Linked DNA regions of Homo sapiens: region 2 is linked to region 1. Evidence: chromatin loops called from intact Hi-C (ENCODE). Cell type or tissue: IMR-90. All regions are shown on one strand.

Evidence for each region. Peaks named below come from ENCODE experiments on the same cell type or tissue, not always from the same donor. Only the 100,000 strongest peaks of a DNase experiment are listed, where the experiment ranks them.
Region 2: a loop joins it to region 1, with 2.3 times the contacts of the local background. A loop is called at or near these places in 4 of 110 quality-filtered maps.

The regions. Positions count from the first base shown.
Region 1 is chr13:98,394,650-98,399,649 of GRCh38, forward strand. FARP1 (FERM, ARH/RhoGEF and pleckstrin domain protein 1) reads left to right here. Exons shown (of 27, transcript NM_005766.4): 13 at 578-827. Among named protein-coding and RNA genes, the nearest start is that of FARP1-AS1, 39 kb to the right of the region's middle. In IMR-90, a CTCF peak has its summit at 2,780; no DNase peak of the experiment used is centred here.
Region 2 is chr13:98,012,995-98,017,994 of GRCh38, forward strand. IPO5 (importin 5) reads left to right here. Exons shown (of 29, transcript NM_002271.6): 22 at 1,048-1,220; 23 at 2,536-2,647; 24 at 2,732-2,787; 25 at 3,735-3,857. Among named protein-coding and RNA genes, the nearest start is that of IPO5, 62 kb to the left of the region's middle. In IMR-90, no CTCF peak of the experiment used is centred here; a DNase peak (open chromatin) is centred at 1,957; H3K27ac peaks cover 842 bases.

The DNA of each region.
Region 1 (5,000 bases):
ATTAGCCGGGTGTGGTGGCACATGCCTGTGGTCCTAGCCACTTGGGAGGCTGAGGTGGGAGGATTGCTTGACCCCAGGAGTTCAAGCGCAGCCTGGACAACACAGGGAGACCCCATCTCTACAAAAAAAATTTTTTTAATTAGCCGGACATGGTGGCGCAGGACTGTGGTCCCAGCTACTTGGGAGGATTGCTTGAGCCCAAGAGGTCGAGGCCGCTGTGAGCTGTGGTTGCAGCACTGCACTCCAGCCTAGGTGACAGAGTAAGATCCTGTCTCCCCCTCCAAAAAAGAAAAGCAAAGCAAACCCCAGCATGAGTCGGCGGGTCCTGGAAAGCAGAGACCGGGCCGGGCTTGTGCTGCCGGGAACAGTGCTGTCAGCCGCCACGCCCTGAAGGAACCTTCTGGATCATGCCCAGATGTGCCTCCGTGATTGCTGCTAGGCCAGAGAGCTCCGGGGCAGTTCTCCCGCCGCAGAGGCCTCGGGTGTTCTTGCCTGGCTCTCCTTTTCTGTTTTCAGCCTTGGAATAACAGTCTCCCTCTTCTCTATCTCTCCGCACCTTTTTCCCCACCCCACCCAGTCTCAGCAGAGCACCAGCCTTACATTTGGAGAAGGTGCCGAATCTCCAGGGGGCCAGAGCTGCCGGCGAGGAAAGGAACCGAAGGTTTCCGCCGGGGAGCCGGGGTCGCACCCGAGCCCTGCGCCGAGGAGAAGCCCCGCGGGTAACAAGCAGGCGGACGGAGCCGCCTCGGCGCCCACGGAGGAAGAGGAGGAGGTCGTTAAGGATAGGACCCAGCAGAGTAAACCTCAGCCCCCGCAGCCAAGCACAGGTCCAGCATCCCGGGCTGCCAGAGGCAGCAGTACTTCCATTCCTTTCATTGACTGCAGTGACGTAGATAGCGAATACGACCTTCTTAGAGAACAAGCGTCCCGATCCCGGTCCCGATCCCGGTCCCGGTCCCAAACAAATGACAATTATGAGGGTGATCTGACCAGCGGTGTCTATCTGCTGTCCAGGGAGGAGGGGCGAAGAGAGGCTGGGCGTAGGGCTTCCCCGCACTCTGCGAAGTCCTCCCGGCCTCCTTCCGGAGAATTCCTTGATGACGATTCAGCAGACATCACCTTTGATATGAGCGGGAGCCCTCGACTCCCAAGGCATAGCTCTCTCATAGATGAAATGTTCAAGGGCTCGGCTGGTCACAGCCCCCTGGCCACCCCATTGTCTCCCAGCAGCAGCAGTTCAAGTCCAAATATGAGTTGGGACAGAACTGGGTCTCAAGGCTATGTTTCGGAAAATGGACATGACCATAGAGAGGGGAGTATGGGAGAAGACACTCTCCCGGACCAGGGTCCTCCTTATGAACGCTGGTCCCCCACCTCGCCAAGGCCATACATGCGGAATCTTCCTGGTAGATGTAATAAGTCAGAGACAGATCCACTCATCCTTAGCCAGGTAGCATTTACCCCGGAGGCCATGGATGGGCTTGGTGGCCGTGGGAAGTGGGGGCAAGCCAGCGCAGCTGCTCCCGAGGGTAGAAGCCTGGCTAATGGCACACCCCCCATGGGTGCAGCCTCTAAGGTCCCTGCTGTGCAGTCGGTGTGTGCCAGAGGCATGGCGGGGCAGCTGGCACCCCTGCAAGTGACCGAGGGCTCCACCAGCAGTGGGACTGAGTCCAGTGAGTCAGACTCTGAGATGCTGATCCCCGGGAGTCAGCCCCTCATATTTGGTAACCCCGCAGTGCTGCGTTCCCCGTCCCTGCTGAGAAGCCGGGGGTCCTTGGGTGGCCTGCGTTTGAGTGAGGAACAGGAGGAGGATGAGTGAGGAACAGGAGGAGGATGAGTGAGGAGGCCAGGAGCCAAGTCTTCAGCCCGAGCAACCTGGGGTCACGAGACCAGGGTTTCCCTAAAGATCATCTGTTCTAGTGACTCATTCATTTGTAGTCTACATTTGTTAGAGGAGATTTTGGACAGGCACATGTTTGAAAGAGTCTGCCTGACTTCTAAAATCGTTAAGAAAAACAAAACTTCACATAAGTGGCTTGCTTTCCAGAAAAGGTGGGCAAGATAAACAGCAAGTCCTAATGACAAGTTCTCAGGAGCTTGTTTATTTTGCTGGTTGAAGGCTAGGAAGAAACACTTTATTATGAATCCGATCATGTGTATAGTGTGTTATATTTATATGGCAATTTTCTGTGTATGTTCAATTATGCAGCTCACCCTCCTGTTGGTTGAGAGTTTGAACTGAAGCATCCTTGAGATTACAGAAAAGGGTTTCCCATTCTCCCCTTCTTTAAAAGGAGGGCTGCTTTGTCCATGCCTCATGAAGTGAGGAATTGGCACTATTCAAGGCCAAATGTAAATTGATAGCTAGTTGAGATTATGTTGGTGAAATCTTTCGTCAAGAATAATGAATATTTTAATGGGAAGAATTTGGGGTTATTTCTGCTTCCCAGGCTTCCTGTGAAATACTAGAAAAGTTGTCAAATCTTCATGAATTGTGATCTACTAGGGATTGCTGGTTTGGTTTAGGTTTGCATTGGTGGATCATATTGTTATGTTTTAAGAAGTACAATTCTGCCTCTCAGAATCTCTTGGTGAAACTGAAATCCTATTGAGTGTGGATGCAGGGAAGAGCAACACCTTGAAATAGGCACTGTTGTCACCAGTAGGTCAACAAACTAAATGCCTGCCTTTGAATTGTGTACAGCGCAGAGAAGGACTGTTTTCCAGCATGGTTGCTCTTGGTTGGTGTACAGACACAGTCTTACCATTCACACTCTGGTGAACAGTGTCCTCTGTTGGGAATAGTGATACTTGGATGTTTCTCTGAGCCAGAAAAAAGAAAATGTAAGGAGAGAGAGATTGACTTCTTTTTAAATCTTGCCCACCAGTGTCACTGCCTTTCACCCAGCATTCCTGCATTTTAGATTAAAGAGCCTGGTTTTCACTTGAAGTTTCTCTGCCTTAGCTGCACGTTGCAATTTTCTGAGATATTTTAAAAATTAGTGATGCCGGGACCCTGACCCTAGGGATTTTGATCTCATTGGTCTTGAGTGCTCCTTGGGCTTCCCAGCTGTTTGTACTGGGCAGCCAGGGTCACTTCTTACCCAGGCTGTCTCGAATCTAGTGGAATACAGTAAAAGTGTTAGCTAAATTTTTGGCTTGCTTGCAGAGTAAGAAAAACATCACAAACAAACTGCTTTTTCTTGATGCCTGTGATTTGTACTTTTCAGCCTTAGGTACTTTTTTTTTTGAAAAAAAAAAAAAAAAAAAGATAAATTGTAGAATAAAATTTTTAGATCCTAAGTAACTACAAAATTATTGAAAAGAGTCCTAACAAGGATAGCTCCCTGATGTGCCACCATACCAGGGCCTCACTGGGCTCATCACGCGACCCGATCACAAGGGAAGCACCAGGCGTGCTTAGGACACTGAGTAGAATTTGGCAGCAGCATAGAAAATGGAGGAGGATCGGCTCGTCTCATTGACAAATGATATCTGTCCACATGAATGTCCAGAAGTCGGTTTTAAAGAGTCTGAACACTTAATCCATTTTTATACAGACTTTTTTTGTTTTGTTTTCCTAATCATTTGATTCAGTGCCTGATTGAATCAAGCTGATTGTTGGATCGTTTGAGAGTTGTTCATTGAAGTAGTCTATTTACGCCTTGCTTTGAATTTATATATTTAACCAGAATCACAGAATTTTTAAACTGGAAGGGACCTCAGAGGTTCTTCTGGGCAAACCTTCATTTCTTCTGAAAAAGTTAAGTGACTTTGCATAACTAATACAGCTATTGCATGACAAAGCTGAAACTGTAACCTCGTCTCTAGGCTTCACTTTTTTAATCTCTGTGATATCTTGGTGCAATAGGAGCTTTTTGATTCAATATTTTAATTTTGGAGAGTCATATGAATTAATAATTCAAATCGGATGTGGAGACTAGTGATCAAGTAGACTTAGGCAATTACAGGCCATAATAGGTGGGAAGAACTACTTCTTTTTATATGGTGAGGGTTTTGCAGTTATAACACATTTTTGCATAATCTGTTCAGACATAGGAAAAATGTCAATTTGCTATGAGTGTTCAGTGAAGTGTGAGTTAAACAGAGCCAAGTGTGGAATCCTGTGGTTTATCTGTGAAAGTGGTTTGTTCAAATGAATTTTCTTTTTCCCTCTAATTATACAGCAGTCTGGTAATGAAATACGATTGAGCACTAGGTATGAACTTACACAGCGTATGACAGGAATCGTCAAATGTAAGCATCCCCGAGCAAAACACGCTTCAATCATTATTTTGTTTTGCTTTTTCCTACAGCAGTGATTTTTATCTAAGTATTTTAAGAGCAGTTGATCAATGGCAGTATACTCAGTTGTGTATTGATGAGATTTTTCACTTTAAGAGTTGCTCATAGAGTTTTTCCCTCACTGGCTTTGTACCAGGCAAGCAACTTAATTTCTGCTTCTTGGCCAGTATTCACAAAAGCAGCAATCCTGGTGTAATTAATGGTGCTTACAGTTTGTTTAAAGGCTGTTTATCATACATCCTGATGTGCTGCGAATAGTCACTACTTGCCTCAAGAGGAGCTTGTCCTATGCTAATAAAGATTCTATAACATTGGCCAAAGGGTCCGTTTATACATTCTTTGAGCCTGGTGGAGCACGTTTGCTGAGGTGATGTGGTCTCCTCAGTGTCACTGTGAAGAGCTCAGTCAGGAAAAGCCAGCAGCATCTACCCTGCCACCCTCCAAACCTTCTGACTTTGGGGAGACTCCAGTCCCCCAGGTCTTTACCCAGCCTGCAGATCTCATTCTAGCTTAACAAGGGCATGCGTGTGCATGAAGTTGAACTAAGAGTGGAGGAAGGCCAGAGGTAGGGTTGGGTGTGATACTAGGTAGCAGATATTACAGACTTCTGAATGCATTCAGATTTCCAAAGGGTTTCCTGAGACCTCTCAACCAATCTTTCTAGGACAATAGCTAGTGTAGGGGTCTCCTGACTC
Region 2 (5,000 bases), 380 kb before region 1:
TAGCAGTGAGAACCCTACATTTCAAATGTGGATAGCACCTTTGCGGGGAAACATCACTTGGCACATCTGCATTCTTTTTTGACACAGGGTCTCACTCTGTTGCCCAGGCTAGAGTGCATGGCACGATCTTAGCTCACTGCAACCTCCACCTCCCAAGTTCAAGCGATTCTTCTGCCTCAGCCTCCTGAGCAGCTGGGATCACAGACATGCGCTACCATGCCCAGCTAATTTTTTGTATTTTTTGTTTGTTTGTTTTTGTTTTTAAGTAGAGACGGGCTTTCACCACGTTGGCCAGGCAGGTCTCGAACTCCTGACCTCAGGTGATCCACCCACATCTGCGTTCCAATATCTTTCTCAACATAATGATAGCCGTAATTAATATTTTCCAGTACATTTTTATGCCTTTACACACGAGAGTGGTAGACAGACACAAACCCAGATCTGTCTGACTCCAAAGCCCGTTTGTCATCATTCCTTTTACGGTATCCTATAGTGGTATCCTTTACAGAAGACAGCTTTTACCCAACAAAGACTTAACTTCCCAGGATGCCAGAGGACAAAGCGGGATTGCTTTTAAGAGGAAGTTATCAAGACCTTATTTTATAAATGAGATTAGATAGGGAAAGGCAATTTAATCTTTATTAAAAACTGAAAAGGCCAGCATAGGAAGAGGTCCTCGGTGGTCTTTTTCAGGGAAATACTTCAGTTGCTTTTATTAGAAACAGATAGTACCTAAGGTTTTGAGGTAGGTACAGCTTAAGGCATGCTAATGGTCATGGGTCCTTCCATAGTCATTTTTGTATTTTGGTTTACATTTGAGCAATAGGCAGCCCTTCACTGCTGCTGGACTCATTCCTGCCACTATTACAGGTGACAGAGGAGACAGGAGGTATGTCTTTTCTATTTTTATACATGCTTTATATTTAACACAAGCTCTTGGGTATCTTAGATAAACAGAAGTTGCCTAGCACTCCTTTTAGTGCATTGAACCCTTTAACATTTAAGCAAAATAATAAACAGTCTTTTGAGGTTCCTTAACAATGAAACGTGTTCGAGTGGCAGCAGCGGAATCCATGCCTCTTCTCCTGGAGTGTGCAAGAGTCCGTGGTCCTGAGTATCTCACACAGATGTGGCATTTTATGTGTGATGCTCTAATTAAGGCCATTGGTACAGAACCAGATTCAGACGTCCTCTCAGAAATAATGCATTCTTTTGCAAAGGTGAATATTTTTCTCTTAAAAAATATGTATAAGGTTGTATGTTCATTTATTAGTCTTGCTAAAAGTAAAAAAAAAAAATTTGAGACAGGGTATTGCTCTGTCACCCAGGCTGGAGTGCAGTGGCGCAATCGCAGCTCACTGCAACCTCCACCTCCTGGGTTCAAGCAATTCTCATGCCTCATCCTTCCAAGTAGTTGGGATTATAGGCATGCACCACCACACCTGGCTACTTTTTGTATTTTTAGTAGATGTTCCTCAGGTCTCAAACTCCTGGCCTCAGGTGATCCACCTCGGCCTCCCAGAGTGCTGGGATTGCAGATGTAAGGCAGCTAAATAAATTTTTATATGCTATAGTGTATGATTTGTTAAAAAATAAAAATGTTAAATTTTTTGTTTTAATATTTTGGTATTATTATGTTTGTTTTAAAGAGGGTAAATTTGCCTTGGAAGGGCAGTATAGGTAGAGGGAATGATATGGGCAGCAGCATGGAAGCATGCATTCTTTGGAAAAAGAGAAGAAATTCTGAATACTCTAGTATTTTAGTCTTGCACTTAATAATCCAACTATAGAAGCTTGGGTATCATCTCCAGTTTCTGTTCTTTACACTTTCCTCAATTCTTCTCTTTTTTTTTTTTTTCATTGCCCCATCTCTTTTTCATGCCATTGAAATAGCCTCACTTGGGCTACTCCAGATGTCTCCTTTCTTTTCCTCTCAGTTCATTCTCCTTTCCTCAAGCACTGCCTTCCTCTTCATTGAGTCACTTCCTTTCTCATACAGTGTCACTCCCATTTTGCACAACTCTAGTTTGCTCCAATCTTGATTGAAGATTTACAGTTTCTCAGCATCTTTATATGTCCTTATTTACACTCCTGTAATTCAGAATTGCTTCTGATTTTCCAAAGACAGCATGCTTCCATACCTTTGCCTATATTTTATTTCTTCTACCTCTAATGCCCTTCCTTCAGTGTTCTTGTATGTTGTGTGTACGGAGTATGGATATAGCAATTGTGTTCCTTAGGAGCTGGTTGTGTGTGTGTGTGTGTGTGTGTGTGTGTTTTCCATCTTTGAATCCTCAGTACCAAGCATGATGCCTGGCACCTAGGTATGCTCAGTAGTGTTCAAAAGAAAATATTTTTTTCTAACTCCAATCTCTAAAATGCTGTCATTCTAACAAATACAAGCTAAGCATATGTAAATAATCTTCCAGGATACTGAACTGTGTTCATTTTTCCATATGATTCTTAGTGGAGTTTAACTTTGGACTCCAAACACCCCAAATCTTATGGATTGCTTTCTTTCCTCAACCTCATTAGTGCATTGAAGTAATGGGAGATGGATGCCTTAATAATGAACACTTTGAAGAACTGGGAGGTATATTGAAAGCAAAGCTTGAAGAACATTTTAAAAATCAAGAATTACGACAAGGTAAGTTTTCCATGCTTTTATTTCTGAATATAATCCTTGACCATCTTGGCAATCATTTAAAACATTTATTTGGGTGTGTTTTAGTTAAAAGACAAGATGAAGACTATGATGAACAGGTCGAAGAGTCACTACAAGATGAGGTAAGTTATTCCCTTTGGAACTTACTTACGTGACCACTTGCATCTGAAAGACTTGTAAATGCCTCAATTTCTGATTTATGTGACTTGTCATTCTGATGTAATTATCAGTCTTTAGCAGAGGAGTCAGATATATTTCCTCTCTTAATTTATGAATAAGTAATTTGAAATTAAACTGATATGTCTTTCGGTGCTATGTGCATTTTGTTGTAATACCTCACTCAACAAAACACCTTGAGGTTTACCTAGTTCATTTACATACTGCTCACAACAACCATTTGTATTTTGTGGTGCTTTCACTATATTAAAGATGAGTAACCTAAAATTCCAGTGTTAAATGATTGCCTAGAGTCACACTGTTGACGGTCTGGGGCCTTTTTCACCATGTTACTTAGTTCTCTCATCAAACCACCTAGGACTGTCAAGCATACTTCATTGTGTGTTTAGAGTCCAGCATCTCATATGTGGCCACTTGGTGGGCCAGTGCTACCGTGTAGGTAGTACCAGCTTCCTGAAGGTGCCCACATGCTTGTAGGCCCAAATTGCCACTAACAGCGAGACCCCATTCTCCCCACCATCCACCCCGAAATGAGGATTATTCTGCTGAAAACAAAGTAAAAATAGTGAAAACACCTTTGTTTCAGAATGTAGAAATTAGAGATAATTTTTCAACCCATCTATTTTAAGTATGTTCCAAGGAAAATCTTTGCAATAAATACAGTTCTTGCCACACACCTTTGTCTTTCGAGGTAAGACTGGCCTTTGATTAGTAAGAGACATGATAACCCACACTTGAGGGTTACTCCGGTCTCTAGACTCTTGATTTACCCTTAAAACAGGAATGAGAAATTGATTTTCTGCATTTTTTAAGGTTTTTATAAATGTTACTATTGATAATAGAAAATATACTTTTTAATCCATATGAGTGTTTATGTGTATGTTTTTTTTAGGATGATAATGATGTTTATATTCTGACCAAAGTGTCAGATATTTTACACTCAATATTCAGTAGCTACAAAGAAAAGGTGTTACCATGGTTTGAACAGCTGCTTCCATTAATTGTCAACCTCATTGTAAGTGTTACCTCTCTTAATAGTTGTTTTGCGTAGTTTACCTGGAATTCTTTTCACTGCAACGTAAAATCTAATGCTTGAAGTTAAAATGGGTCTCAGAAATGATTGTTTCCATTGTACATCTTTGATTTTATCAAGTTGACTGCATTACCCTGGATATTTTCTCATTCATTATATGCTTGAAGATTCCTAACTTGGTTTTCCATAGGCCAATTCAGTTCTAACACATCTGAAAGATATATAAGTGATTTTTTTTATTATTTCAGATTATCTGTGCCCTCCTAAATTAATAAAAGGAAACAGAATGGTTACTTCTTTTTTAGTGGACCATAGATAATTCAATTATCTTTGTTATGTACTACCAGCAATCATGGATTATGGATAATGGGCATATATATATATATATGTATTTTTTTTTTACCTTCTCTCACCCTTATATTTGATTTTTTTAAAATGTTTTATAGACTTCTTTTTGTTTGTTTGTTTGTTTGTTTTTCTCAAGATGGAGTCTTGCTCTGTCGCCCAGGCTGGAGTGCAGTGGTGCAATCTCGGCTCACTGCAACCTCCGCCTTCTGGGTTCAAGCAATTCAGACGCACGCCACCACACCCGACGAATTTTTTGTATTTTAGTAGAGATGGGGTTTCACCATGTTGACCAGGCTGGTCTCCAACTCCTGACCTAGTGATCCACCCGCCTCGGCCTCCCAAAGTGCTGGGATTACAGGCATGAGCCACTGCGCCCAGGCCTACGCTTCCTATTTTAAAGCAGTTTTAGATTCACAACCAAATTGAACAGGAGGTACAGAGATTTCCCATGTGCCTCTGCCCCTGTGCGTGCATGGCCTCAGCACCATTAACACCCCCCATCACAGTAGTAGATACATGTGTTTCTGTTATGGACCTACATCAACACATCATATAATGGCCTATGTGTATTCAGTTTTTTTGTTTGTTTTGTTTTTTTGTATTTTTAGTTGTGTTTTTTTGTTGGGTTTTTAGTAGAGATGGGGTTTCACCATATCGGCCAGACTGGTCTCAACCTCCTGACCTTGTGATCCGCCCACTTTGGCCTCCTAAAGTGCTGGGATTACAGGCGTGAGCCACCTCGCCTGGCTGTGTATTCGGTTTTTAAAAAATATATTA